Regions from separate parts of the Homo sapiens genome. Here all the other regions are linked to region 4. Evidence: chromatin loops called from intact Hi-C (ENCODE). Cell type or tissue: OCI-LY7. All regions are shown on one strand. Region 1 has its middle 23 kb from the start of MIR4430. Region 2 overlaps LTBP1 (latent transforming growth factor beta binding protein 1). Region 3 overlaps LTBP1 (latent transforming growth factor beta binding protein 1). Region 4 overlaps TTC27 (tetratricopeptide repeat domain 27). Region 5 overlaps LTBP1 (latent transforming growth factor beta binding protein 1). Region 6 overlaps FAM98A (family with sequence similarity 98 member A).

Region 1 (5,000 bases), 670 kb after region 4:
TCAGATGAAATACAGGATGCCCAGTTCAATGTGAATTTCAGATAAACAACAAACACTTTTTTAGTCTAAGTGTGCCCTACTGCATGACTGTGTATGAGACTTAGTGCATGGGACCTACTTATACGAAAATAGTATTTGCTGTTTATCAGAAACTCACACTTAGCTGGGGGCCCTGTATTCTGATTTCCCAAATCTGGCAACTCTTCAAGGGAACTGAGAGTCAGCCAGCTTGACAGCAGCAGAGGGAATGAGCCTATGGAGCAGGAAAGAAGTGCCTGGAGGAGGCTGGGTTCAGAAGGTGGTGGGACTTTAATGGTGAACTAAGGAGTCAAGAATTTAAAGACACCTGGGGCCGATGAGAAGTTCTGAAAAGGGAAATGGCGTGCATAAGATCTGCCGGTTGGAGGCAGAACTTGCTGGGGGAGAGATCAGGGCACCGAGGCCTGGGTTCTGATGAAGACAGAGAGAAAGAAGCCCAATGGAGACACATCTGAGAACAAACTGACGCGTTTTGCAAACTAATTGGGTATGGTTATAGGAGGAGAGAATGTGTTCAAGAGGATGTTATGTTTTATGGCTCCATTCAAAGAAATGGCCAAAGAGACAGCAGCAGGTCAGGGAGTTAGTGAGAGGGATGGGGATTTTGGTTTCAAACACAGGAAATTTGAGGGAATGATGGAATAGTCAGATAGAAATAGTAAGCGAACAGCTGAGAATGGAAAACAGCTTAGGAGGGAGGTGAGAACTGGAAATAAAAACGACAACATTTATTAAGCACTTACTCGATGTCAAGCCTTTTATCTCCATTATCTCCTTCTGCCTCTGCAACCATCTATCGGCAGGTTCCATTGCCAGCCACATTTTGTAGTTGAGAAAAGTGAGGTCAGAGAGATTAAGTAACATGTCCATGATCACATCATTAATGAGAGGCAGATGGAAAATGGAACCACCATGTGTAGGGGCCAAAGCCCTCACAACTGAGACTCATATACAGAATGTTGAGCCTCTGGCTCTAGATTCACTTTCTCCATCTGCAAAGAGCTAAGGGCGCCAGTTGCTCATGCTAGAACCCAGTTTTTAGCCAGGTTCCAGGTCTTCTATTGTTCGTAACTTTGATGGCCCTCGTAGAATTCTCCATCTTTTGGTTACTCTCTCTGAGAAAATGGAAATCATTTATACCCAGAGGTTTTCCTTATTTATTAACCTCCAGAATCGTTTTTCCCCTTAGTGGCTCATTTTAAATTTTCCCTTGGTCATCTGGTGAAATAAAGATTATGATGAAGAATCTATAATCTCATATAGTTACTTTTTTTGTATGACATGTGTGGCTAAAACATACTTATTTTACAAAAATCCCGAATACAATACAATTTTATTAAATTTCATCTTGAGGTTGGACATTAGATCTCCAAACTTGTTTTTTTTTCTTTCTTCTTCAAGACAAGGTCCCCCTCTATCACCCAGGCTGGAATGCAGTGGCACAAGCTCGGCTTGCTGCAGCCTCCACCTCCAGGGCTCAAGTGATCCTTGTGCCTCGGCCTCCCAAATAGCTAGGACTGCAGGAACACGCCACTGCACCCACTAATTTTTGTATTTTTTAGTAGAAACAGGGTTTCACCATGTTGCCAAGTTGGTCTTGAACTCCTGACCTCAAATGATCCTCCTGCCTCGGCCTCCTGAAGTGCTGCGATTACAGGCGTGAGCCACGGCACCCAGCCTCCAAACTTGTTCTTTAGTGTCTGCTATTTTGTATCCTTTGACCTATATGTCCCCATTTCCCTTTCCCCCCTCCTCCCACCCTTAGTGGCCACTGTTTCATTCTGTATCTCTGTGTTTTAGGGTTTAAAAAATATTCCACATATAAATTAGATCGTGCAATTTTTAGAAAAAGGTTATGCTGAAGAGAAAAGACCAAGGGTGTCAACCTCCTCTCCTTGTCCCTGGCTGCTCTCTAGTGGCAATACCAGAAAACAACGCTCAGCCCAGAGACAGCAGAGCCAGGCACTAGAAGCAAGCTCTTTAGGAATCTCTAAATAGCAAATTCAAGAAGGCTAGTTGTGCTAGGAAATTCTGGAAGAAGACTCCATGGAATTACATACACCCTTACAGCTTGTTGGCCTGAAAGGCATTTTGAATAGAACAGTTTTAGATTTATCTTAAACTTTCTAATCATTAAAAATACTTCACCTGTTTACCATTTTAGGCAGGCACATATGTTTGGCTACTAAACTTTCAATGCACATACGTGCCTTTTTATTAAGATTTCCTAGATCTTTGATTCTAAATATTTACTTCAAAATACACAATATATTTTTTAGTAAAAAGCAAAAAGTCTATCTTTTAGGGATCTATTCTTAAAAACATCATAAATTGAGACAATAATGCGTGTGTAAAAGACTATTCATAACAGATACATTTTGTAACTAACCTAAATATACAGGGAATTGTTAAATAACATTCCACAATATGAAATTTTATACAGACATTAAATTACATTATAATATTTAATGACATTGGAAACTATTCATAGTAAATGTTAAGTGAACATTTACACTTACATTCAGTGAATGTAAGAAGTCTACAAAATTATGTATATAGTGTGACCCCATTTGCTTAAAAAATATATATGTACATATGAAAAAAGAAGTAAGAGCTAAAAAGTCATACACCAACTGTTAACAATAGAAATTTCTTAGCCTGGCCAATATGGTGAAACTCCATCTCTACTAAAAATACAAAACTTAGCCAGGCGTGATGGCATGCGCCTGTAGTCCCAGCTACTCAGGAGGCTAAGCCAGGAGAATTGCTTGAACCCAAGAGGCGGAGGTTGCAGTGAGCCAAGATCGCGCCGCTGCACTCCAGCCTGGGTGACAGAGCGAGACTACGTCTCGAAAAAAAATTTCTGGTTGGTGGGATAATGGTGATTTTGATTTTCTACTTTGTCTCCAGGATAAATAAGCATGTACTACTTTTATAATCAGGAACAAAACCCAGTATGTTTTCAAAATGTACAGAGCTAAGTCTCTGTTCTGATTTCTTGCTGTCATGGCTGACAATATGTTCATGCTAATTCATTGCCATTGACGGCCTCTCCTCCAAGTAAAGGGCTATATCCTGTTTGTGACAGCATAATCCATTGTAATGGAAAAGATTATGATGCACTGGCCTGTTCTATGACTTCACTGCATTCATCAGCAGCAGGAAACAAAGACATGCACTTTTTTCATAATTGTTTTAGTAATAATTGACAATTGGAGGAAATGAATGGCAGAAAACAATTATGGGCAGACAAGATGGTCAGCAAATCAAACTGGGAAATGCAGGGGAGCCCGTCTCAGCTTTATTCATGTAGCGATTTCAGAACATTACAAAGATATTATTGTTTTGTTCTCCTACAGAAATCACTATTGTTTTTTTTTTTTTTCTTTTTTACCAGCAGTTACACAATTCTTTGCTGGCAGCAATGACTTCCAATGTGTTTTTAATTCAGTAATCCGGTAATCCCACAACAGGGATTTGCTGCTGAACTTTTTATGTTTATTAATATTCAGGGTCAGTGTGAACGCCTCCCTGTGCACATAGCTAGTAAAATGCACAGCGATATTGCTGTGACTTTTCTTGCCTCTGAATAACTCCCTGTTGCCCAGACATAGAATCTTAAAAGTGTTTCTTTCTATTACATTTATAAATAGCAAATTCATGTTTCTATTTTTTAAATTGTCCCTAGTCTTCATTTTAATAGCAATGGGCAGGAGAATAAAACAACAAAAACTCAAAACAAGTGAATTAATGATTCAATATCTAGTTTCCATGCCATGAAATGGGCACATCCCTTAGATGAAAATGAGGGATGGGTTATCAATTAGGAAACAGTTAAGTAAGGCAGGTATTATGCTGTGGTAACATTTATTTATTTCTCTTAGCGGCCTGTGTTCATAGTTGTCTTGCTGGGTATTACTAGAATTCTTTGGATGGGGAAACTAAACATGTGTGGGCTGTTACATCACTCCAAGTCATACTCTTCTCTGGTTAGCCTGATATGGAGTAAAATTCGGCAGCAGCTCTGACTTCCAGTTTTAAAGACTACTTACTGCTCTTACTATTTATTATGGAACACCCTACAGCACAGTCCTGTAGAAATACATACCTGTAATCCCAACAATTTGGGTGGCAGAGGCTGGAAGATCACTTGAACCCAGGTGACCAGCCTGGGCAACATAGTGAGATCCTGTCTCTAAAAAAAAAAAAAAAAAAAAAAATAGCTGGGCATGGTGGTACGTGCTTATAGTCCTAGATATTCAGGAGGCTGAGTTGGCAACATTGTTTGAGCCCAGTTGTTCAAGTCTACAGTGAGCTATGATCACACCACTGCACTCCAGCCAGGGCAACAAAGTGAGATCCTGTCTCAAAAAAATTAAAAAAATAAAATATAAATAAAATGTGAGCCACTAATGTGACCTACATAGTTCATTTTACATTTCCTAGTGACCACATTTCAAAAAATAAAAAGAAACAGATAAAATGAATTTTAATATCATAGTTTAAGGAGTGGGGGATAGTGCCTTACACCTGTAATCCCAGTGTTTTGGGAGGCAAAGGTGGGAGGATTGCTTGAGGTCAGGATTTCAAGAACAGCCTGGGCAGCATGGCAAGACCCTGTCTCTACAAAAACAATTTTAAACATTAGCTGGGCATGGTGGTGCATGCCTGTAGTCCTAGCTACTCAGGGGACTGAGGTGAGAGGATTGCTTGAGCCCAGTATTTCGAGGATGCAGTGAACTATGATTGCACCACTCACTGCACTCCAGCATGGGCAACAGCAAGACCCTTTCTAAAATAATAATAATAATATAGTTGATTTAACCAAATATATCCAAGATAACATTTCAACATGCACCCAATATAAAAAACCACTAATAAAAACTTTATATTCCCTTTTTGTAATAAGTCTTTGAAACCCAGTGTGTATTTTATCCTTACTGCATGTCTCAACTCAGACT
Region 2 (5,000 bases), 500 kb after region 4:
TTGCTATAGGAAGTTGTTAAAACACAACTTGTTAGAGGCTTAATTTGAGTTTGGCAGAAATACAGGGCTGACATCTGCTGTCACATGTTTGAAGCATGAATATATCCTTCCAAGAAACAAGTGATGCAGATTTTCTTTTCATGCAACAGTTGTAGGTACTTCCACTTTCTGTAGTAAAAGAATATTTCTGAAAGAATCCATAGGGGGAACAGTATAGATAGTCTTTGAAATGAAGTGGTTTGCAACTTTAGAGCTACACTATACATAGTGATCTGCATTAGCACAAGAAGACTGTTTTGTATCAAATATAATTTAACTCAAAATGTGTATGTTCCCATCGGTTTCATATGGGAGCCAAACACAGATTTAAGGAGCAATCTCATCAGTTCTCTCAGGAATATTGCATAATAATGTTTTTGTCTCTAAAACACAGAGGAGGTAAATATTATTTGTTACTGTTAGTTTCTCCCATGATTGAAGACAGGGATAGAACAATACGTAAGAGTCTAAAATGAATACCATCAGCTCCACATTGTTTAGTGATTATATCTTTACGATGGTGAAATTGGAAGTAGCCTTTTCACATTTAGCTAAACACACTTTGACATGTGATAATTATAAAGTGAGCCACATATCTGCAGGAAATACGTGTGATGTTTTCCACTCTTAACAGCTGACTTGGTGGCTCGCAACATTATTGGCATACCATTTTCAAGTGAATTATATGTTTCAGCATATAAATTCTTGATTTAGCATAGTGTCTTAATAGCTAAAGGATAGGTTGGGAAAATCAAACTTTTATTTCTCTGGCAGATATTTACAAAGTGGAAACATCTGTTTCAATTGTTGTGGGACAATCTATGCTCACTGTGGGGCAGTTAGGAAGCCAGGGCATTTTTGTAAACCTTTCCATGAGTTAACATTTGATGCCTTCCTCTGGCTCTTCCCAAGCTTTCTCCATGGCTCTTGCAGACTGGTCAGAAATTATTCTTTGACTGAGTTAACTGCCTTGTGGAAACCTCTGTAATTATCATGGCCCAGACATTTAAAAAAACTATTTGCTCATCAGATCTTTTCCAGAACTCAGAAATGACCCAAAAATGTTTGTCCCTCAAGCATATTACCAGTGTCATTACTGCCTCAATAAACTGTGTATGCGGATAGAAAATGAACTCTTTTATTTCCATGTGAAATCATCATGCTTTAGTATTTCCAGACTCCATTCATTCATTCATTCATTCATTCATTCATTCAGGGAATCACATGATGAAGAAAAAAGCTAAAAGTCAGTATAGTCATTTTCATATTTTGCTAAAAGCTTTCTGTTTCATTTAATTTTAGAAAATAGAGTAAAAATACCACACTGTTAAATCTACCATTGGCCTTGTTGCTGGTATAAATAGAGTATTTGGTTTTCCATCACTGGCTTTCTGTCATGGCCCTTTTTCCATATTCTAGATGGACTCCAGCAAAAGAAATAGAATAAGGTCCTTGACCTGGTGAAGATGAGGTTTTCAGGGAGCAGATATAGTAGGGAAGAGTAGGGCTGTCCTGTGAACCAGGTGGCATTATGAAGGACATGTGAGAGAGTCCAGTGGGGAGCACTCACTTAATCGTCTCTCTGCAAAGCCAAGAAAGCCAAGCATGCTAAAAAGACAAGACATTCCCATTCACCAGCATACATACCCCTGACACAAGAAATGAGTGCTGTCTATGTGAGGCTTGACTCTGGTGTATCAGACAGAGCCCAGTTTCTAGAGTTTATATTGACACAGTTTGCTCAAAGAATCATATTCTTCTACATGAACTGATCTACTCGGTGGGAAAAGGTTTGCATGCCGATGTGTGAGTGACCACTTAGGAAAAATATAAAGCATCTTGTCTTTGCCCTAAAAAACAGAAAATGCAGAACACTTTTCCTGTTCTTTAAGACAACATTCTCAGGACTTGTGTACTGTCTATGTGCTCAGGAATGAAAACCTATTAGAAAAGGAGAGAAAACACAGGGGAGATATGAGGGAGACATGTTTTATATGTTTTAAAGTATAAGTACCAGTAATTTATTTTTTTACCTGATATTCAACTTTTTTTTTTTTTTTTTTGAGGCAAAGTCTCGCCCTGTCACTCAGGGTTCAAGCGATTCTCCTGCCTCAGCCTCCCGAATAGCTGGGACTACAGGTGCCCACCACCACACCTGGCTAATTTTTTCTATTTTTAGTAAGGATGGGGTTTCACCATGTCCTGGCTGGCCTCAAACTCCTGACCTCGCCTCAAGTGATCCTCCCTTCTCGGCCTCCCAAAGTGCTGGGATTACAGACGTGAGCCACTGCACACAGCCTCTGATGTTCAACTTTTTGATAAGTAGTGAATAGAAAGCAGACAGGGGTGTTTTGAAGGTGTGATGGTTGTTTTCTGTCTGCCTACAAGAGTGGAATCCTTGGCTCACGCCTGTAATCCCAGCACTTGGGGAGGCTGATGTGGGTGGATCGCAAGGTCAAGAGATGGAGACCATCCTGGTTAACACGATGAAACCCCGTCTCTACTAAAAATACAAAAAAATTAGCCGGGCGTGGTGGCGGGTGCCTGTAGTCCCAGCTACTTGGGAGGCTGAGGCAGGAGAATGGCGTGAACCCGGGAGGCAGAGCTTGCACTGAGCCGAGATCGTGCCACTGCACTCCAGCCTGGGTGACAGAGCAAGACTCCGTCTCAAAAAAAAAAAAAAAAAAAAAAGAATGGAATCCTGCCTGGCAAAGGATGGAAGGGATCTCTGAGGTCAAACTGATGACAGTTACATTAATTAATCACTTGTGTAAAAATGGGAAGAAGTAGAAATCAAGTATGTTTCAGAAAGTGTCCCTCTTTCCTTTGCTGTATCTCTTAGTACCCTCTAGTGGTGTCAGCCTAACATTTTCTTACATGTAACGTGATCCTGACAGACATGTTCAGCGTTTGCAAGCCACGTCTCTATATACTTATGTATGAGGTAATCAACTAAAAATCAACAAACATTTTTTATCAAATTCCAACCTCCTAGCTTCTATCTAAGATATTGGATTGGTGGGAAAGGCCATTATTACTCATTTTATTCCTAAGACTAAAGAGTTATACTTCTTCACTATTTCTCCTACCTCAGAGCTGACTTTTGAGAAGAAACACTTTAGCTATGTTGGCAATTTGTGGCATAGGAATATATCACATTTTAATTAAGCATCACATATATTTGAAGACTTGTTCACACATATAAAGAAGTTCCATTCTAAGGCTGTCCCTGCCAAATGACAAATACTTGGTAATCACCAAATTGGTATTGTGGGAGTGGGTTAGTGACTACTCATCAAGCTTTTCATGAAAACCCCAGATTTATAGCCTCTTAATTTGTTCTGAACCCTTGCCCTGAATATATTAATTCACCTTCTAATTTTTTTTTTTGCAAATATGGTCAACATGTCTTTCTGCTTTATGAAAATGTCAGAGATGAGTATAAAGATAGGTCAATAACCACCCGGGAAAAAACCCAAGAAATCTAAACACCAGTAACTTGCAAAGGAAGCTTCTATGTATAATATAGAGTCGTGTGCATCTCATGCTGTTTCACTAAAAAATTCCTATAAACAGAAGAGAATTCTTACCTGAAAGTCCATGAGTATAACCTGGTGAAGATTACCTTTTACCTTCAGATTTTAGGTACATACAAGTTATATTTTTAAGGAAGACTTTTCAGATTATGAAAGTGCCAAGACATGCTTAGTGTAAAAATTTTAAAAAGTACCAAAAAAAATGAAGAAAATGCTAATCCTAAAAACCATAAAACTTGGATCTACTTCCCTCCAACCTTCTTTTCTGTGTGTATTGTAGTATAATGGAGATTATATTCTATATTATAATTTGTGCCTGTGTTTTTTTAACAAATAAGCATTTTCCTATCTTGTTAATGATTATATGCTGTGCTGTATGTATAATTCATTGTTTTGTGTTATTATTGCCAGTCACTTAAGTTTAGGCAGTCATATTAATTACCCATGTTTTTAGCCTTTTGAATTATTTTTCCTATAATTTGATAATATTTTCACTATAAACAAATGTATCTTCCTGAAAGTGAATTAACATAACTAGACTCACAAAAGGTATAAGTAATTTGTAAATACATGGGGTGTGCATACATTTCTCATACATCCAGGTGACTTTGTGTAAAATGCTGAAGTTCATATGCTTCCTTTTTCAGATGACTTGCATGAGTAGTCTCAAAGTCACAGCACAGTGAATACTTTATGAAAAATGAAGCATGTGGTTTTGGTTTCGGAGAGCAACCTCAACCCCAATTTAGGTCATTTCCATAGTGAATCTGTGTTAAAGCACTGTTTTCCACATCCTTTTACTGCAGAATAGACAGTGTGTTATTAGCGAGAATAGCCCACCTGCTTTTCTTCTCATTCAAACCACAGACCTCTCTAACAAAGCTGTGCTCCTAGGTTGTCATGCTCAGAGGCGCCAAACTATTTACCTTGGAGGGTCGCTTGGCCTCATTCATACCAGCCTCTCTTTTGAGCCTTGTTTACTATACGATGACAGATAATAGCCCAAGGTAGTATTGGTATAAATGTGTTGGTTTTTAAATATATTCTTAAATGACTTCAATATGAACAATAATGGTAACTTTTATTGAGCACATATAATATGCCAGGCATTGGCTACATGCGTTATTTAGAGCATCTCTTTCATTCTCATACTTTGAAGTTGGAACTCTGATTATTTCCATTTTACACATGTAGAAAAGTGAGGCATAGAATGGTGAGGTCACTTGCCCCATTCTGCAGAACTGTAAAGGGCAGCAGCATTTGTGCCTGCACTGTCTTCAAGCCAGTGCTTCTAACCACCAGCTGTGCCACCTTCACTAGGCCATTAGACCTTCTTACAAAGGACATTGGAAACAGAAAATCTTAAAGGAGTAATTAATCTCAGAAGGCCCCCTTTGAGTCCTTGGGTTTTTTTTTGATGGACTC
Region 3 (5,000 bases), 600 kb after region 4:
TTGCTAAAGCAGCAACTACATCTGAGAGTACTGGTAGGTGCAGGAGGTAGGAGTGGCTGCTTAAATAGTGTTCTCTGAAGTTAGATGGCATCTTGCATATTGGTACCACATGCAGGGGAAATGAGTGTGATGGATTGTGTCAGGGGAGCTTTACATAAGGAGAATTGCATAATTGTAGAATTCATACATTTCTGGGGCTGCTTAGGATCCCATTTCAATGCTCCACTACAGAGGCCAGACCGCAGACTGCACTAGGAGGAAGTTCCTGATTTTTCCTTCACCATGGATGTATCATGGACTGACTGTCTCCCCATTCAGACTTCTGGAGGCCTTCCTTGCCCCATTGCAGCCCCTGACTCCTCTTCTCCTTCCCCTTTCACAGTACCCGCTGATCCTGCCCACTCTTAAAATGATTTGGGTGGCTAAACTGTTTTGGGAGGATCCTCAAATTTGTGGTCTTTATTGTGATGTCATGTCAGCCTCTGAGAGACAGAGCTGTTTGGGAAACCAAGTCAGGAAAAACGAGCCATTGTATCCATTTCATAAATGAAGACAGAGTGGTCATTGTTTGATCTTGCTGAGAATTTCTAGCGCTGTGAGAGAAGAAAGTCATAGAGTTATCAGAACTTTGAGGCCTTTGGTTGCATATGGAGTTTATTGGATATAGATTTTTTGTTGCTTGGTTTTTCTCAGTCTAAGTGATAATAAAAATGATAACTAACATATACATAGCACAATGCCTGGCATTTTCAACATGTTTTCCATCTACTGAGATATTTAACTTGCCAAGCCATCTTAGGTATACAGTTACAGTAGTCCTCTGCCTTATCTGGTTTCAGTTACCCACAGTCAACCACGGTCCGAAATATTAAGGGGAAAATTCCAAAAATAAACAACTCATAAGTTTTAAATTGCATGCAGTTCTGAGTAGTGTGATGAAATCTGGTGGTGTCCCACCCAGCACGTGGACCATCCCTTTGTCCATGGTGTCCATACTGTGTATGCTACTTGCCCATTAGTCACTTAGTAGCAGCTCCATTATCTGATAGAAATCGATCGTATATATAAGGTTGAGTACTACCTGCAGTTTAAGGCATCCACTGGGGGTCTTGGAACATATCCCTAGTGGATAAGGGAGAATACTACCCCTCCTTTTTCTGACAGAGGATCTGAGGCACAGCAAGCTTAAGATGCCTGTCAGTGGTCACGTACCAGTAAGTGGAAGCTTCAAATCCAGGCACCCTTGCTCCAGAATCTACGTTCTAACCTCTTCAGTGTTACTCGAGTCTCTTTCCATGATCCCAAAGCACATCTTAAATAGTCTCCCTTAGAACAGAAAAGTAACAAAGTGAAGAATTAAAGCTGAGATTTTAAAATTGTCTCACACATTGTGTGCTAAAAGAAAAACTGATTTTAGAGCTAACAATGAGCATAATAAGAGGCAATGTGTCATCAAATCTGTAGCCACAGACACATTGGCAGGAATAACAAAAAACTATATATTCAATGGACTAATGAACTAAAGCAAGTCAATAATTCTCAGTAAATAAAACTTTTAGTGATGCCTATCACTTAATCTAAAATGATTTTTTAATGTTTTTATTTTTTGCTACTCTTAAAAGTATAAGCTTAATCACCGGGTGTGGTGGCTCACACCTGTAATCCCAGCACTTTGGGAGGCAGAGGTGGGCAGATCACTTAAGGTCAGGAGTTTGAGACTGGCCTGGCCAACGTGGTGAAACCCCATCTCTACTAAATTAGCCAGGCATGGTGGCGCATGCCTGCAATCCTAGCTACTCTGGAGACTGAGGCACAAGAATTGCTTGAACCCAGGAGGCGGAGGTTGCAGTGAGCGAAGATCGTGCCACTGCACTCTAGTTTGGACAACAGAGCAAGACTTCATCTGAAAAAAGATAACATAAGCTTAAATGTTCTGGAAAATGTACGTAAGAATCACAAGATAGAGGGTGCCATTATCTCATGGAAATCAAAATCCGTTGATCTGCAAATGAAAGAAAATTATACATATTTGAACATTTGAATCTTAAGTACCCAGGGATCCCAGTGTCTTTTTATATTGTTAAAATAATTAGATTTCTGATAAGTAAATTGTTAAAGTAATTAGACATTGTAAGTAAACGGAACAAAGACTTGATAAACGGGACAACTAGTGTGTTGGGAGAATGCCACCTATTGGCGATGTAATGTACTACAGCACAGGTAATTTCTTGACTACTCAGGTGTAGAAAGATGGTTTTAAAACATGAGGTCCCAAAGGAAACAGAAGGTGCCACAAAATAAATTGAAAAATGTTAACAAAGTTTAATGAAACACGAACATTGATCAACATACAGAGGCATGGTCCTCTCAGTGTTGCTAAGAGAGCAGTTTGAAGAGACAGACTTACACATCTGAATCAAAAATTCTAGTTCTGGGACTGATGAAAGAGCAAATGGATTTTGTTTAATGCCTATTGAATAAAAGAATAAAGCACAAAGGCATGATGTGAATAGGCACTTAGTGAGGATCTGTTGAGTCAAAGCAATGTCAGTATGTATCCAACTTCCTTTGAGAAAGGTAGACTGTGCTATAGGGGAATAGAAGATATTTGTCAGTTATTCATACTCCTTTAAATAATGCTAGGAAGAATTATCATTACTGTATATAAATTATATACAGCTTGTGGTTTATAAGAAGAGATAAGTAAATGATCTGAAATGAAATCTAAATTATTTATAACTTACCTGTTTTCAGTTTTAGTTAAATTACTTACATGTTCTTTATTTTATTATTTATTGAATGCCTACTATGTACTAGGCAAACAATTCTGGAACAGGTGTAAAGTTGTATTTAATGAAATGCATAATTAGTATAATTTATTCCTAAATATTATGTATTTTAAATCTGCAAATGATACTTTAATAAATTCACCATTTGCTGTGACAGAAAATTTTTCAATCCTTCCTAATATCTAACCTACCCAAGTATTCATATCATTTTGCAAAAGTAAAGAATTTGGAATGTCTTCAAACAATTCGGCTAGTGATTTCTTCCATATCTGTGCATGGCTCTTAGACGCTCCCAAAGATCTCAGGGCAAGAAGTTTCGTAATGCCCTTGGAGGTGTGAAGGAAGACAGGGATTTGACTCATGGACTAAACTTGAAAAAATATTGTAACTGGGCCATAGTTGCAAAAGGCCTGTCAGCAGTCACGGTTTAAAGGCTTTTCCAAGAAATATGTTTCCAAAGAATGTTAATAATCACTTTGGAACACCCTACTTGTGAAACAATGAGTGGTCACTGCCTTTGGTTTAGGCAATCCAGGGATCTCTTTCTGCTTTTGGTCCTGGCTCTGTGACATTGCACTGGGCACATTACTTCAACCTCCTTTATCCAAAGTTGAGACCTCTTCGTGAGGTTATGATAATTAATACAATCACTATGAAAGCATTTATCATTTCAATCATAGATCCTGAACATTATAATTAAAGAAACAATAACCGCTAGTCACTTACAATGGAAAATTAAAATCAAACTAGAAAGATACAAAAGGAAATCGAGTGGCCGTCATGCGGGCACAGAGAATATCTATAAAACAGGCAAGCGTTCCAGTTCTGTGGGACTGAACTCTTGGTATCCATGGAACTAGATTGAATGGATGTTATATGAAATGGCCAGTAAGCCAGTTATGTTGTTCCTCATTGAAAGGACTCTTGGCCCGGCACAGTGGCTCACGCCTGTAACCTCAGCACTTGGGAGGCCAAGGTGGGCAGATTCTGAGGTCAGGAGTTCGAGACCAGCCTGGCCAATATGGTGAAACCTCATCTCTACTAAAAATACAAAAATTACCTGGGTGTGGTGGCGTGTGCCTCTAGTCCCAGCTACTCTGGAGGCTGAGGCAGAAGAATCGCTTGAACCCGGGAGGTGGCTGTTGCAGTGAGCCAAGATTGTGCCACTGCACTGCAGCCTGGGCAACAGAGCAAGACTCCTTCCCAAAAAAGAAAAAAGAAAGGACTCCTGTATTTATTTAGAAAGCTTTCTCTCACCCCTCCCAAAGAAAGGTTGAAAATACTTTTACTACTCTCAAAAGATTATTGCAAAATAAAATTCATTAGTGAATTCAAACTGAAAGTAGCTCTTTGATGTAATGTGATCCGTATGTTAATTTCCTCACTTGAAATCCTAGTGATTTCTTCCATATCCATGCATGGCTCTTACATGCTCAAGAGGGTTAAATGTGATAATGCATGGGAGAGGATTGGCCTACAGTAAATGCGCCATAGCGAAAGGCGTTAGCAATTATTATGAATCAAATCCAGTTCTAGGAAATGAGTCAACGTTCATCATGCACTGCTCCCTGGTTATCCAGTGCTAGAAGTCTCTTTGAAAGGGGCCAAGAATCAAAGACAATGAGGGATAGGAGGGTGTTCAGGGAATTGCACAGACCCGAATACCCCTGTGTACTTGCAGAGAAGCTCCACCTGTGCCCGGCCAGGCTCCTACAGTGTAAGTTAGGAAGTCAAAGAGAGGCTTTATGCACACAAAGGACCATTATGTTGAGTTGTTTGTTTGTTTGTTTGTTTATTTTGAGACGGAGTCTCGCTCTGTCGCCCAGGCTGGAGTGCAGTGGCACGATCTCGGCTCACTGCAAGCTCTGCCTCCCAGGTTCACGCCATTCTCCTGCCTCAGCCTCCTGAGTAGCTGGGACCACAGGCGCCCGCCACCATGCCCGGCTAATTTTTTTGTATTTTTTTTTTTTTTTTTTTAGTAGAGACGGGGTTTCACCATGTTAGCCAGGGTGGCCTCAATCTCCTGACCTCGTGATCTGCCCGCCTCGGCCTCCCAAAGTGCTGGGATTACAGGTGTCAGCCACTGCGCCCGGCCTATGTTGGGTTTTAATGAACATTCAATGTACTCAATTTTTAAATGTTAAAACCTAGATATTCCTAAGAATTTGATTTCAACTTTCACATTTTATCATCCTATTTATAAGTCCAATA
Region 4 (5,000 bases):
TGAGAACATTAACATTATAATAGCTATTTCTATTCATTAAGCATCTATATTCTAAGCTCTTATGTAAGTATGAACTCTTTGTAAACCATTGAGGTATTGAGGGGGATACAGGAGAATTGTGTTAAGACACAGACTCCTGCCCTCCAGGGGTTTATATAGGTTAAATGGAGAGAGGAGGCATGAATAGCATTGTGTGTAGCCAAGGAATTGAGTGAATAGGCAACATGCTTTGGGTGCCTGGCAATGCTTTTGGGTGGCCTTGTAAATAAGGATGTGAATGGTCAGAAAAAGCCTGATGGAAGTGAATATTGGTGTGAACTACCAGGAATGGTTGGGATTTGGATAGGTGGAAAAAATTGGGAAAATATGTTTCAAGGAAGGAGACTAGCGGATGTAAAAACCAACCCTGCAGAGAGCAGTTTCTTGGTAACTATCAGTTTTGGTGGTTTATATTTTATTCAGTTATAATAATGAGAATAGCAACTAATGCTGAGTATTTACTCAGTGCCAGGTACTGTTCTAGAAGCATTTTCCATATATTTTTAATTCTCTGCAGTCACTGAGTTACTTATTGTTTTTACCCTACTTTCATAAATGAAGAAATAGAGGGTTAAGTAATTTGTACTAGATTTTACAGTTTATGAGGGATGGGGCTGGGATTTCAACCTGAGCTTTCTGATTCCAGAGCTCTTGCTCTTAACCTCTTCACAGTTTTGCCCTCGAGGATATCATAGTATGCTAGGACGTAATGGCAGATTTGGTTGAGGTCAAGTTATAAAAAGCCCTGAATACCAGTCTGTCAGGTTTGAACTTTTTTCATCCTTTAATGAAGAGCCATCGGGGCTTTCATCAGAAGCAAAGTGAGAATGTAAGATTGATGTTTGGGAACCATCCAGCACATGTTAGGGAGTGACTCTCTTTGAGACCAGGGATTTAACTGAGCCGACCTTTCCAAGGCCATTGCTATACATAAGACCAGACTTCTATGATACAGTACTCTGACATTTTAATCATCTTAGCGGTTTGTACATGCTGCTCTTCCTTGATTTAACTTTTTCTTTCATTTTAGCTTTTGAAAGGATAAAATATTTTTATTTGAAATGGATTTATATCGTTTCTGTTTTGAACTTATGTTATTTGTGGTGGGAAGACTTGAGGATGTTGGAACTCACATTCCAATAGGGAGGATAGGATGAACATATGTGAATAATATGTACGGAAAAAAGACATTCTTTCCTTTTTATTTTTCCCTTCTAATATTGGTAAGCAGTACAGAATGAAAGTCTTAAGGTGTAACTTGCATAACTGCCAAGAAATGTGAGTACTGTGATAACATCTGGGCTGTAGGTGTGACTGATGCATAGTGGGGAGGCCGAAAGCTTTGCTACCATAGACCTGATTCTGAATTCTGGTAATCCCGAGGAAGATAACAAAGGCAAATCTCTTCATCTTTCTGAGCTTTTAAATAATGGAGTTTATAATCTCTACCTGGATTTGCTGCTGAGAAAATTAGAGCCAGTATATGTTAGGTGTCTAACATATTTCCTGGCCCATAGTAAGTTCGCAATAATAGATGTTACGTAGTCGTTCTTTTCTTTTCTGCCTGTTGCACTGTAGAAAAACCATTGTTGCCCCATTATCTGTAGCCTAAAATTAGGGAGATATATCTAACAGGAGAATCTCACATGCAGATGACATATAAACACCTGTGTTACTTTGCATTGTGAATTATTTGAAAAGACTCAGCAAATATAAAGACCAGTGGTAACCAAATCTAGCACAAGAATTAAGAGAAGGGCATTCAGTAATTAATAACCTCTAGTAAAAGAAAAAGTATGTATAAAATTTAGTTGATCCTTTAGTTTAAGGGAAGACACTGAAATAGAAGAAATTATTCCTTTGGAGAGATCAGGAAGCTGGTAGGTTAAGATTTATATTTCCTCATGGAAGGAGAACTTAGAATTTAGTAAATGAGAAACTTGGCTATGAAGGAGTTGGCAGTGCACATGAGGAAAAAAATGAGCATCAAGCATCACTTTAGGAAAAGCTACTATCAGACACCATTGATGTCACTCTTGGATTTCACTTCGGTCATTTCCTGTTTAATGATACCACATTCAACAACTCATCTGTGTTTGGGGTCACAGAAATCAGGCAGGGGTACAGAAAGAGTGGAGAGTGTGGTATGGCTTTAGGATTAGATTATTCTACATTAACCTTTATTATATGTGACAGAAAAATTCAAAACAGTTGATCATATGAGGGAAATTAGCCAAAAGTTTGAATACTGATTATCAATGATGTGGAAACTTTCAAGAGGAAGGGAGTTTGAGTAGTAGGTTCATAAGTGGTACCCATTGCAGATGTGTCTTAAATACCCTTGTAAAAATTAACTTTTTAATTATAAAAGTTATCTATGCCAGTTGTCTAGTGGTGCTTAGTTTTTGCTAGCCCTCAGGGTAGCAAACTTTAATTTTTATTTTAATTATTAAGGTTTAATAAGTATTACAGTCACTGTCTTCAGCACACATATTTCACACTTGGGTTGAGGAACCATTGTGTGGCTTTAAGCCAGTTATTTCCTTTGTAAGCATCATTTTCCTCTAGATCTCTTTTGAACTGATTTCTAAGGTCTCTAATTGAATTGATTCCCTTCCAGTTCTTCAAACCTGCTAATTCTAAATACCGGACGATCCCTGACTTACAATAGTTCCACTTAATAACTTTTTGACTTTATGATGGTGCAAAAATGATACATTTTCAGTAGAAACTATGCTTAGAGTAACCATACATCTATTCTGTTGATAACTTTCAGTATAGTAGTCAATAAATTCCATGAGACACTCCACACTTTTTAAAAAATAAAATCGGCTTTGTGCTACATGATTTTCTCTATCTGTAGTCTAATGTAAGTGTTCTGAGCATGTTTAAGGTATGCTAGGTGAAGCTATTAGGTTCAGCAGATCAAGTGAATTTAATGTATTTTTGACTTAACAATATTTTCAATTTATGATGGATTTATCAGAACATAACCCTATAAGTTGAAGTGCTTCTATATTCCATTCTATTGTCAATGTCCTTATTTTGCCACTAGATGGCAATTGTGTACCTTCGAACCCAGTCCCCTCTGGGTTTTCAGAATCTGGGGCATCTGGAGAACTCAGGAATTTTAGCCTAGTCCACCCCTGCTTATTTCACACTTGGGGAACTGAGACTCATAGGTTAAGTGACATAGCCAGGGTCGTAACAGTTACTCAGAGCCACTTGAATCCCAGTCGTCTTTCTCCTCTATCACACTCTAGGGGACTTTGTGAGGGAAATTCAAAGAAACCATGCTCTCAACCTTTTGAGTTCTTTGTGAATTATTTTTAAAATAATTTAAAGCCATTGGTTAAGTACAGGTATTATCACATTCAAAATAAACAGTTGGCCTGCTTTTGTGTTTCTCTATTGGCTCCCTGAGACAGAAACGCTAGACAGTCAGCTTTGAAAGGTTATTGGCTGCATACAGCCAGCTTGCCTTCACGATTTGCCCTGGAAATAAGCTCTGCAGAAATCTCAACCAGGGCCTCTCTATCAGGTGATTATCTCCCTCCATTCTTGCCCCATCCTGTGGCCACCCATTTTTCTATGTTTTCTTTTGTCCACCTGACTAGCCCAATCAAGAGAGCGTTTGTGGGGGAAGAGATATGCTCCTGGTTCTTAAAGAATTATCTTTTGGGTTTTCCCAGCACATGTTAACTGCCCTGTTTCCCCCTCTCTCTTTATTGGTGACAAGGATGGTATTGCCATAAATCATGGCTTGTGTATAGGCAGAATGGTGTTGTCGGAGGCAGAGAGGACGTGGTCTTTGGAGTCACACTGACTGTGTCGAACCTCTCCTCTGTCTGTGACTGACTCTGACTCTTTGTCGCCTCTCTTAGGAGAGTGAGATTGACCACCTTGCAGGGTGGGTGTGAGGAACGCATGAGTAATGTGTGGAAAGCTCATGGTGTCAGTGCTTGGCACACATAGCAGATGCTCATTAAGAGCTAATTATTTTGGTTGTTATTGTAAAGAGAGGAACAGGAGTAACTATAATATATGAAAGAAGCTCAAGGGAGGATCTCAGCCAAAGGAGCTAGTTTTTTATTGGAGAAAGAAGGGAAGGATGCAAGGTATTCCAGGGCCTATGTCAGTGTTTTAGAGAAATAGTGTAACTGTGTTAATAATGGTAGCCACTAGCCATGTGTGACAATGGACACTTGAAATGTGACTAGTTGAAATTGATCCATGCTGTGTTGAATTCACATCAAATTTCACAAATTTGTGTTGAATTCACATCTTTGAATTCACATCAAAGACTTGGTGTGAAAAAGTGGATATAAAATGTCTCAATAACTTTGTATAGTAATAATATATTGAAGGAATCGCATATTGGATATGTAGAGTTAAATAAAATGTTATTAAAATAAATTTCACCCTTCCTTTTACTTTTTTTTTTTTTTTTGAGACAGAGTCTCATTTTTTAGCCCAGGCCAGAGTGCAGTGGCGTGATTGTGGCTCACTGCAACCTCCACCTCCCGGTTCAAGTGATTCTCCCACCTCAGTCTCCCGAGTAGCTGGGATTACAGACGCATGCCTGCTCATTTCTTTTGTATCTTTAGTAGAGACAGGGTTTTACCATTTTGGCCAGGCTGGTCTTGAACTCCTGACCTCAAGTGATCTGCCCACCTCAGCCTCCCAAAGTGCAGGGATTACAGGCATGGACCACCTTCCTTTGACTTTTTGAAATGTAGAAAATATAATGAGGCTACTAGCATGATACTTTTATGTGATAGCACTGGACGAGAAGATAGAGATTTTTGTACCCAAACATATACAACTATGTTCTGAGGAATCGAGAGAGGTTTTTTTTGAAGCTTCTTTTGATTTTGTTTTTCTTTTATGATGTTCTGTTCTTAAGAGTATGACTATTCTGAACTGAGATGCCAGTCACTATTGGTAATAGCAGTTTAAGT
Region 5 (5,000 bases), 260 kb after region 4:
GGACTAAAGGAACATTGACCAGAGTTGGAAGGACTTGGAAAAGTGAAGGAGAGTCTGGCCTTTAAATAAATAACAGGTGGACGATAGGGTGGGAATGATTCTCCTGTTGGGGAATTGATCTCTTTGTGGGGATTGAAGAATAGCAGGAAATGAGATTGAGTGGGCAGGTCCAATTATGGAAAGCCTTGACAGTCAGACAGAGGAGCTCTGTGTAGGGCTCCGAGGAATATGAAGATGGCTCTGATAGTCACTGAAGAAGTGTCAGGCTCACCCTGGAAAGCCAGGTCAGGTGGGGTGCTAAGAGAGTGTGAGGGAAGGCCTGGGAGGCTGGCTGCTGGGCAGATGAGAGAGAGGGAGGCCTAGAGGAGCTGGCCCTGTGGAGTGTCTGTCTTGCACAGGGACTTGAGAGGAGAGGGATCTGATTCCCTTTAAAACAGGAAGGATTCAGACTGCCAGTCAAGAAAATAATTCCTTTGGATTCGGGTTAAGGAATTATGTGTAGTCTAATGTTGATCTCTCTCTCTACCTATGTTAAATGGAATGATATGTAATCTTATCCTCTTTAGGAACAGGAAAGTAGGGGATATCATTGAAGGCTTCCTGTTCCTTATTACACTCTATCCCTAGACTCAAATTCATCAACCCATAATCAAAACCAGATTTGATTTCCTTCTGTGTTGATCAAACTAACACATCATGCTCTGTAGAATAATCAAGGTCTTTTTTCCTGTTTCAAATGTTCAAGAGTTTTCTACCTTTATCTTTGTTGGCTTTATAGCTTTGCCATAACTACTTTTTGTTATCTCTACCCCTATCGATATCAACTTCCGTGTATCTTCTCTGTGTTTTTCTTGCTACACTAGGAGTGATCCACTCACCTATATTCCTCCTCCTTTAGGTGACAGAAGTCCTACATCTTGATTATCCTGTATTGGTGAACTGGAAAGGAACCTTGGGTAATCACACACAGATGTATAATAACCAACAGGTTGTTAGGCTCTAAATGTCTTCCTAGCTGGACTGCATTCTCATTAGTTATTATTTAAAATAATATAAAATAAGTAACAGTATGACACAAAAATTGCATATGTATTTGATACTATTAATAAAGCAGTTTTTGTTTCAGACTTATATTCATTTAATTTAGCTATTAAGGTCTAAAGTTGCTAGGAAAGTTTTTGTGATTTGCTTTGTGAAGTAGTGTAGTAACATGCTGCTTGATAAAAATAATGGTAATTGCCTTTCACAGAATCAGAAATGCTTTTCATACCTAGTGAGGAAATGCTATACTTCTTTTAAAAAACTTACATATCCATATCAGCTTTATGTTCAGATTAATTTAGGATGTTCATAAAAAACAAGGATTTGATCAAGCTCAGCTTTATGTTCAAATAATTTAGGATGTTCATGAAAAACAAGGATTTGATCAAGCTCCATTAGGAAGTCTTTGACAAGAAACCAAAAGAAATGATTGGGACTTTCAATTTCACATGTATTTGTTGAATATTTACTGTGTGCCAGGCAGTGTGCTAGCAGCCAAACTAAATAGTCTTTAGTTTCAATGAATAATTGATAACTGGAATGTTTCTTCCATCATTTCTAGTGTAAGTGGTTTTTTTTTTCATTTTTAGTAGAGAGCTATATTTTCATAGGACAAAACATGTAATACTGTCCCCTCTGTTGATATTAAGTCAGATATTTTATCTGTTCAGTCAAAGCCCAGTTCTGGTGTTAATGGGCCTGGATTTAATTAATTAAAGGATTAACTTACTGTATCATTACCTGTGTGCACCAGGCACCCTTCTGAATTGCAGACAGCATGTAGGAAGATCTAACTAAACTTTAACCTTACAAGTACAAACCACTTCTAGGTGTTCTCAGGTGTGAACAATCAGATGCAAGCGGGAAAGAGATCAGAAACACTGACAATAATAATGCATGAAATAATAGCTCCTGTAGAGTTTTAGAAGAAAGGGTTGAGCTGACTATGGTGGGGGAAAAAAGGGACTTTTTTTTTTTTTTAATGTGTGTGATGTTCTACAGAAACAGCAATCTGAAAGCTAACTGGCTGCAGCTGGATGGACTTTCTTTTGTATGGAGACGCTGCCTCTAGTGTTTAGGAAAAAATGCACACTAGAAAATAGTGCAACATTATGGTGCCATCTGTCTTGAAAATGAATTATTTTTTATTGTCTGCTTTATAGTAGTTCCCAGACAAAACTTGAAAAAACTTCAACTAGCTTTGGTGCTATTTTGCGTATGGACAGTTTCAGCAGGCAGAAGCCTTTAAAGTTGTATTTCAAAGCGCCTCAGGAGTTATCGATGTGATGTGATGAGACTGTTTGCCATATAAGCCTCTCAAGAGGCCACAGCCCTAACCCCCTCCCCGGCTCCCTGGGGGACAGGAGAGCAGATGGAGTCGTGTTTGCATCATTCACCGTCCTAATTGGGTTTGTGACTGGCTGTTAGGGCATCTTTCTCTCAGATGGCATTTTCTTCTTTAATTCAAAGTTTCACTTTCTCCTTAGCAGCGTTCTGGATTGTTTTTGAGGGAATGATGGCATGGATACGCAAATCTACAGAGTTAGAAGAAAGAGACGAGACTTGAAGGATTGTTGTTCTAAAAAAAAAAAAAAGGCTAAAATGCATTTATTTCTCAGACTTCTTTAGAATAAGTGCAAATGAAAAAGAATACTGAAAACATTTTCAGAACCCATGAAAACACTTGTCGGTATTAATATAATTAAGGTATTTAAGTTTAAATGTTTAAAGCTGATCTTTGAGGTGTTTTAGCTGGGCTTCTACTTGAAATTTTGTAGTGTGAATGTATATCAACTATTTATAAACTAGCTGAAGGGAGTTAAGCTATTAATGTTTGGATTTTAAAATCTATAAGGATCAGAAAATGGGTTTTGTATTCCATATCATCTAGAATGATGACAGGCCTGGAAGCATAGGACAGAGCTGGCACATTTTCAAAGGAATTCTTCCCTGGTCTGGATACTATAATGAGCACAACTGCATTTTGGTGGATTTATTATATACAGTACACAACATATATAACCATTTGGAAGTTGGGTTTGCTTTCTGGTTAGAGGTGCACTGGTTATAGCTGATTATGTATAGGGTTTGAAATAGCATCTGGTTAAAAATTTGAGGGGCTGACATTTCCTCTCAGAGACTGGTGAAAATGAATAAATACGCAATATGGAAATATCCATGCCAATCAATTAGTAGAAGGGTTTAAATAAAAAAAAAAGGATGCAATTTGAACATTTACGATTATGCCAGTGGGCAGCAGGTGGCAAGCTTTGCTTTTCAATGTTCTTCAGTTTTATTTTTATACCGCAGAATGCCAAAATTTGAAGAGGGGGGTTTAACTCCACTGGAATATGTCATTTCTTGGCAGTGCAACCTCGAACCACCTTCTTTGCTCATTGTGCATAATTGCCTTTCTTTGGATGCCGTAGCCGACCCTTGGTTCCCCTTGTTGCCGATGGATAGGAATTAATTCATATGAGCAATGTTCTATTCTCTTGTGATTTTAGCAACACGTTGCTAATGGAGAAAATAAATTAGAAACAAATGAGTTTCTTAAAGCAGTCCTTGTATGATTTATAAGAGATTTTCTTGTGTAGTTTTACTTAGTTCTAAATGACACATAAATTGCTTTTAATTTAAAAAATTCTAACTGGCTATATACCTTGATATGGAGATGAGAAGTAAGCAAAACTGCGTAGAGTTCCATGAAAGTGTTTTGAAAAATTAGAGAGGAAAAACACATTTTGAGACCAGAATAGAAGACCATTATCTTTTCATAGGCTAAACTGTGTAGTCAGGATTTGAATTTTAAATCCGGAAAAGAGAGCAAGCTTGAAATGGGAGTGATGGTGAGGTGGACACCAAATTATTTTATAGTCTACTGTATTTCTTCATACTTTCTAGATAAAAAATTCTTTTTGGGTTGTTTTATGCATTGTGAGAAATTCGGAAGAATGGAGAAGAATGCAAAAGCATATCAAATCACTGTAAACATTTAATAGTCTACAAATATTTAACACTTGCTGTGTACTCAATTTTTTGTAGGCCGTTTGTTAGAATTGAGTTCACATGGGGTATAATTCTACGTTCACGACTTGACATTCTCAACCTCAGTTCAGCATTTTTTCTTTTTAGAAAAGAGATCGTTCATAATGATTATAATTTACAACACACATATTTTAAAGGATAGTAATAAAAAAACCCAAACTGTTGTACCCACTACGTAGCTGAAGAAATAAAAACACTGTTGTCATTATCTTAGAGGCTCTTACGTGGTCCTTGTTAATTCCTTTATCCTTTTTTCCCAGAAAATAATTTATATCAGTTATTTCCTGCTTTTCTTTATAGTGTTACCACATTTTTAGGTATATCTGGATACTGTGCTGTTTAGTTTTTGACTTTTAAACAAATGTCATATTGTTTGTATTCTTCTGAGACTTGCTTTTCTTGCTCAAGGTGTTTTTGACATTCTTCTGTAACAGTGGCTCTCAAACTGGAGCATGAATCAGAATCGCCGGTGGAGGGCTTGCTAGATAAAATACGGCTTGTTGGGCCCCACCTCAGAGTTTCCGATTTGGTGGGTCTGGGGAGGGGTGGAGAATTTGGGTGGCTGACAAACTCGCAGGTGGTGCCAATGCTGAATGCTGCTGGAGGGGTCTGCACTTTGAGAACCACTGATTAAAGCTGGGGATTCTTTTACTTTTTACAGTAGCCCATTATGTCAGTATACTACAATTTATCATTTCTACTGATAATGAACACTGGGTTGTTTTTAGTGTTTTGCTGTTACAACAGGGTCATGATGAACGTTTTTTTTTTTCTTTTTTTGAGACGGAGTCTCACTCTGTCACCCAGGCTGGAGTGCAGTGGGGCAATCTCAGCTCACTGCAACCTCCGCCTCCTGGGTTCAAGCTATTCTCCTGCCTTAGCCTCCCAAGTAGCTGGGATTACAGGTGTGT
Region 6 (5,000 bases), 810 kb after region 4:
TTGAACCCTAGGAATACATTAGTGTATACAAATATGGAAACCACAGGGAAAAAAAAAGCATTTCTAGTTATTACTATGATAATGAAGAATGAGAAAAACAAGAAAAACAGGAAAATAAGAAGTCATAAAATGCTAAGTATTCTGTGATGAATGTACTTTTTCATTCAGGTAAACTCATTTTTTTATTTAGGTAAAATACAAATAAATACCTAAATTTTATTTAGGTAACCCTCTCTGTTAAAAAACAAATGGATCAAATGCTATCCAAATTACCTAAAGTGGGAGGCGGGGGTATGATTAAATAATATAAACATATTTAAAAACTATTTTCAAAAGGATGTAATATAGGTAGACAAAGTATCCAGAAAGATACAATGGGCACAACCTAAAAATATTTAAGTCTAAGGATGGAGGTAATCTGGGCACTGGGAAATCAATTAAGTATATATAGAAATGATTCAAATGCCTTCCCTCAGCAAGAATTTGCCTATTCTATGTCTACCACAGTTGGACACTAGATTAGTTTGGATCTACAGCAAGAAATAAAAATGATAGTGGTATATCTTTAATAGTTTTCATAGAGAATACTGACATCCTATTCTAGTTCCTAGTAGTAGGAGGAAACAGAACATTAACTAAAGGTACTGTCTGTCTCACTGTATCCGTTTTAAGAGATAACAGTTTAAGATATCATGTTAAAAATTCTCTCCTAATATTTTTCGCTTGTTTCTCCAAGAAATTCTCATATGCCCTATATTCCAGTAAATCATTATTTACAAGTTAAGGTTAAGAATGCATATAAGATCAAAAGATACTCTCTATACAAAACCTAAGAACTTTAATATAACAATAAAACTAACTGGTGGTTTGAAATATCCTGTTTCTAGAGAACTTGATCTATGTTCAAGAGAAAAAACTCAATTCTTTTATGGTTTCAGAATGGGGAGAGGCGGGGGAGGAACAGCAAACGCTGGTAAGGTTCCAGAGAAAAGGGAACACTTATACACTGTTGGTGGGAGTGCAAATTAGTTCAACCATTGTGGAAATCAGTATGGCGATTCTTCAAAGAGCTAAAAGCAGAACTACCATTCGGCCCAGCAATCCCATTACTGGGTATACATCCAGAGGAATATAAATCACTCTACCATAAAGACACATGCACGCATATATTCACTGCAGCACTATTCACAATAGGAAAGACACGGAATCAACCTAAATGCCCATCAATGACCAACTGGATAAAGAAAATGTGGTACATGTACACACCATAAAATACCATATAGCCATAAAAAAGAATGAGATCCTGTCTTTTGCAGGAACAAGGCTGGAACTGGAGGCCATTATCCTTAGCAAACTGACACAGGAACAGAAAACCAAATACCACATATTCTCACTTATAAGTGGGAGCTAAATGATGAAGACGCATGAACACAAAAGAGGGAAACAACAGATAGGGGTCTACTTGAGGGTGGAGGGTGGGAGGAACTAGAGGAACAGAAAAGATAACCTTCGGGTGTTGGGCTTAATACCTGGATGATGAAATAGTCTGTACAACAAACCGCTGTGACACAAGTTTACCTGTATAACAAACCTTCACATGTACCCCTGAACATAGAAGTTTTTTAAAAAATAATAATGTTGGGGGAAAATCTAGTTTGAAGCAGGAGCTGCAGATTTCAGAACTATCAGGGCGAAATGTATCATTTGTGTTCTTACATCCTTATATTCGAAAAAGCAATCTATTAACCGTAAAGATAAATCAAAATATTTTTCAAAAGAATGAAACCTGTATTCATTAGCTATATTGTGGAGTCTGAGGCTACAAAACAGATCAAAGCAAATACTAAATATAAATACATCCTAAGATATGATACATTTAAAATATGAAACCTTGACAATTTTAATAGGAAATCCTATATAAACATAATTACTTAACAGTTTAAAGAAACCAACACAACATTCAAGACAACTTAAAACCTTAACTTACTTTAATGATAAAACACTTGAAATTGTCTTCAAATTTGAACATTTTAAAATAATTGTAAATGTTAGCTGAAAAATAAACAGGTAAAGTTAAAAGGATCAATGTGGGTTTTCAAAGATGGTTTTAGTATTAGAAGAATGTGCTTATCTCAGTAGCAAGTAGATTATTTTAAATGGCATGACATGAGTTGATTCTTTAAAAAAGCCCAATTTAGTAGAAAGGAAATACAATTTCTCTTTTGATAAACATATTTATATTTTCAGTTACTTCCTTTTTTAAAAAAAGTCCCCCAATCTTAGGAAGAATGGAGAAGCAAATAACAAAAAAACCCTAAAAACATTTTTGCCTAGTATGTGTAGCAACAGCTACACCCAGTGGCCAGAGATGAGTGGTGACGGTTTCTAGCTATATTATTATAAAAGGAAAACCTGGAAAGAGCCATTTTTCCATTTATTTAAGGTTTTAGGATAAAAGTCACCTTTCACTAAAATTAGGTTTTAAGGAAATACTCAAGAATCTTTGGGAACAAAAGCCTTAGCTCATCAGCTTGACGCAAGAGTCCAGAATAATTCAGTAGCTAAAATAAAACTCAAACCAAAGAGAGAACTTAACAGATACTTTATTGCTCACCTTTCACACAAAGCACACCTCCAGCCATTTTCTTTCACAGCTTGACAATGTTTACATGTACAAAAACCCAGCAAGAAGCATCATGTCATGTAGATTTCAGTAAGGGAGAATGTAAAACATCAACTCAGCCAGGCTTTTGTTTTCTGCAGCAATAATAAAGGGCCTCCTGCACTTAGCAAAAATCTGTCTTAACTTTGTAGTGCATTTCTTCCATTACAAAAAAAGTTACCTGCTTAAAGCAAACTAACTTGTATTTGCTGAGCCAGTGGTATTAACTCATGCATAAAACAAATTTCGGTTTGCTATTTCTTCTAGCAAATTTCAAGTAAAAATAAGGTTGAAGGAGGAATTTGTTTTGGATGGATGCAGGTCAGTTTGAATTGCTATACTTAACTAAATGCCTACATGTACTATAGCTTCACAACTTAGTTTGCTTTTATAATCTTTATGGATTTTGGCCGTGTTCAAGGTTTTCAGAGTTGAGCATATGATACAGTATTCCATCAACAAAATAAGGCTACTGAATGTGCTATCTGCAAAAGAGCTCATTTAATAGGAACTGACCTAAAAGTTCCATCATGAAGCACACGTGGCATAAAAGTCAACCGGGGGGCAGAACTGTGCTTGGAAAATAGGCATTGGAATACTTTAAGCAAAACACATATAAATGGTTATTCATATGAGGAAGGTTTCCTAGTAGTAAATCTAAAAAAGTCTAGGTGAATCCTCATTTTCAAAACTGCATATTGAAAACATGAAAACTACTTATTCAAGTAATTTCTTCAAAAAAGTTTGCATGTTCTGACTGTGGAATTAGTCTACTGGGCAATTAAAGGCAATTTTAACCACCTTTTAAAAAATTTTTCATAGAAAGGAGAGATGTTATGTGTTTCTCAAATAAACGGCATTATGTAAGTCCAATAAAAAAATCTAACAGAATTGAATGAAGACCTACAAATGCTTATGCCAAGCAGGAATCTGCCTGCCACCTGTGGTCTCACATTAATTCAAAATAGGTGCTGAATTCAGGATTCTGAAACTAAGTTTCTATTACTTGAGCTCTAGCAAAATGTAAGGTTCGGTAGCCTCAACTAGTGTAATGTCTTCCCTGTCCAAATCCAGAATGATTATACTGATAACCTCCATGCTGGAAATGCTGTTCAAATTGACCCCCTTGGTGATAATTCTGGCTCCCTCTTCCTCCCCAGCCTCCTCCCTGGCCTGCACGACCACCTCGGCCTCCACGACCACCTCGCCCACCACGACCACCACCACGATCACCATGGTGCCCGCCATCTTGGTATCTATTGTCCTGCTGGTAGCCACCACCCTGGTATCCACTTCCTGTATATGAAGAAGATGTTTGGAAGCCACCATAACCTCCGCCTTGATAGCCACCACTGCTGTGGCCACCATGATAGCCACCTGGCTGGAAACCTGAATCTCGATAACCACCATCTTGGTAGCCACCTCCTCCACCACTCCCTCCATCTGTCCAGCCTCCTTGATGCTTATTTCCTCTTCCTCCCCCTCGGCCACCATGGTCATAGCCACCACGTCCACCTCTCCCGCCTCCTTGTTCATGACCTCCTCGTCCTCCGTATGAGGAATGTTCATAGCCACCTCTCCCTCCTCCTCGGCCTCCTGTTTGCTGCTGGGGGCCATCTTGCCTCTTCTGCCACGGTGGCATCTCTGGGGGTGGAGGTTCGATTTCATTGGGTCTACCACCTCTGTCAGGCACCCTGCCCATCAACACCTACAGAATAGGAAAGATATTTTAAACTTTTATTTTATGAACAGAAATAAATGCATTTGGAAAAAATTAAAGGTACTCTAATCACCTTATTGATGGCACAGGCAGTCTTTTCTCTTATAGAGCCGCTGCTTGTCCTTAAAATCTTTGACAAGTCCTGCCTTGCAGCCAAAAGATGGGCAACAGAAATAGTAGTTTTAGGGGATAAGACTGAACGTTTCGGCTGGTAAACCTTGGCTAATTTTTCTGTCTGGCTCTGTTGAAAGAAAAGTGTTCAAAGAGAAATGTCAATTTTCAAAATGACATAAGAAACACATATTAAATAAGTTAAAGGTCTCCAAAATATCTGATAATGATATTTACTAGGCTCTAGATGGTAGGAAAAGTTATATACTCACTACTGCTCCTACATAGTCAAGAACTACCTTAAAAGTACAGCTGCCAGACTTGTTGACACAACAAGGAGTGACAGGGACTGTGGGGGCAGGGGTGGAGTGAGAGGGTGCCCCTTTAGGGTTATGAGGCCAACGTGATAAAAAGGTTCCCCCATCATTGGTCTCAGATCAAACATACTCATTTTCTCTATTTAAATATAAGAATATAAAGCTATTTCAACAATTTTGCTTTTTAATT

What was found. A loop is a pair of places that touch in the nucleus more often than their neighbours do. Peaks named below come from ENCODE experiments on the same cell type or tissue, not always from the same donor. Only the 100,000 strongest peaks of a DNase experiment are listed, where the experiment ranks them.
Region 1: it touches region 4 in a loop (5-fold over the local background); 21 of 110 quality-filtered maps call a loop at or near these places.
Region 2: a loop joins it to region 4, with 11 times the contacts of the local background. A loop is called at or near these places in 39 of 110 quality-filtered maps.
Region 3: it touches region 4 in a loop (9-fold over the local background); 43 of 110 quality-filtered maps call a loop at or near these places.
Region 5: a loop joins it to region 4, with 9 times the contacts of the local background. A loop is called at or near these places in 71 of 110 quality-filtered maps.
Region 6: a loop joins it to region 4, with 5 times the contacts of the local background. A loop is called at or near these places in 49 of 110 quality-filtered maps.

Annotation. Positions count from the first base shown.
Region 1 is chr2:33,439,474-33,444,473 of GRCh38, forward strand. It overlaps a transcript of RASGRP3 not described here. Among named protein-coding and RNA genes, the nearest start is that of MIR4430, 23 kb to the left of the region's middle. In OCI-LY7, CTCF peaks have their summits at 1,959 (motif pointing left) and 2,169; a DNase peak (open chromatin) is centred at 1,968.
Region 2 is chr2:33,267,882-33,272,881 of GRCh38, forward strand. All of the region lies in intron 15 of LTBP1 (latent transforming growth factor beta binding protein 1), which reads left to right. Among named protein-coding and RNA genes, the nearest start is that of MIR4430, 150 kb to the right of the region's middle. In OCI-LY7, a CTCF peak has its summit at 2,903 (motif pointing left); DNase peaks (open chromatin) are centred at 2,910 and 4,330; H3K27ac peaks cover 1,361 bases.
Region 3 is chr2:33,370,958-33,375,957 of GRCh38, forward strand. All of the region lies in intron 31 of LTBP1 (latent transforming growth factor beta binding protein 1), which reads left to right. Among named protein-coding and RNA genes, the nearest start is that of MIR4430, 45 kb to the right of the region's middle. In OCI-LY7, CTCF peaks have their summits at 2,190 (motif pointing left) and 2,403; a DNase peak (open chromatin) is centred at 2,184.
Region 4 is chr2:32,769,711-32,774,710 of GRCh38, forward strand. All of the region lies in intron 13 of TTC27 (tetratricopeptide repeat domain 27), which reads left to right. Among named protein-coding and RNA genes, the nearest start is that of LINC00486, 53 kb to the right of the region's middle. In OCI-LY7, CTCF peaks have their summits at 3,103 (motif pointing right) and 3,321; a DNase peak (open chromatin) is centred at 3,121; H3K27ac peaks cover 544 bases.
Region 5 is chr2:33,031,607-33,036,606 of GRCh38, forward strand. All of the region lies in intron 3 of LTBP1 (latent transforming growth factor beta binding protein 1), which reads left to right. Among named protein-coding and RNA genes, the nearest start is that of LTBP1, 87 kb to the left of the region's middle. In OCI-LY7, CTCF peaks have their summits at 2,138 and 3,293 (motif pointing right); a DNase peak (open chromatin) is centred at 2,105.
Region 6 is chr2:33,581,075-33,586,074 of GRCh38, forward strand. It overlaps FAM98A (family with sequence similarity 98 member A), which reads right to left. Exons shown (of 8, transcript NM_015475.5): 7 at 4,456-4,623; 8 at 2,586-4,370. The coding sequence ends at 3,702. Among named protein-coding and RNA genes, the nearest start is that of RASGRP3-AS1, 14 kb to the left of the region's middle. RefSeq lists an enhancer at 2,375-3,194. In OCI-LY7, CTCF peaks have their summits at 2,363 (motif pointing left) and 2,579; a DNase peak (open chromatin) is centred at 2,347.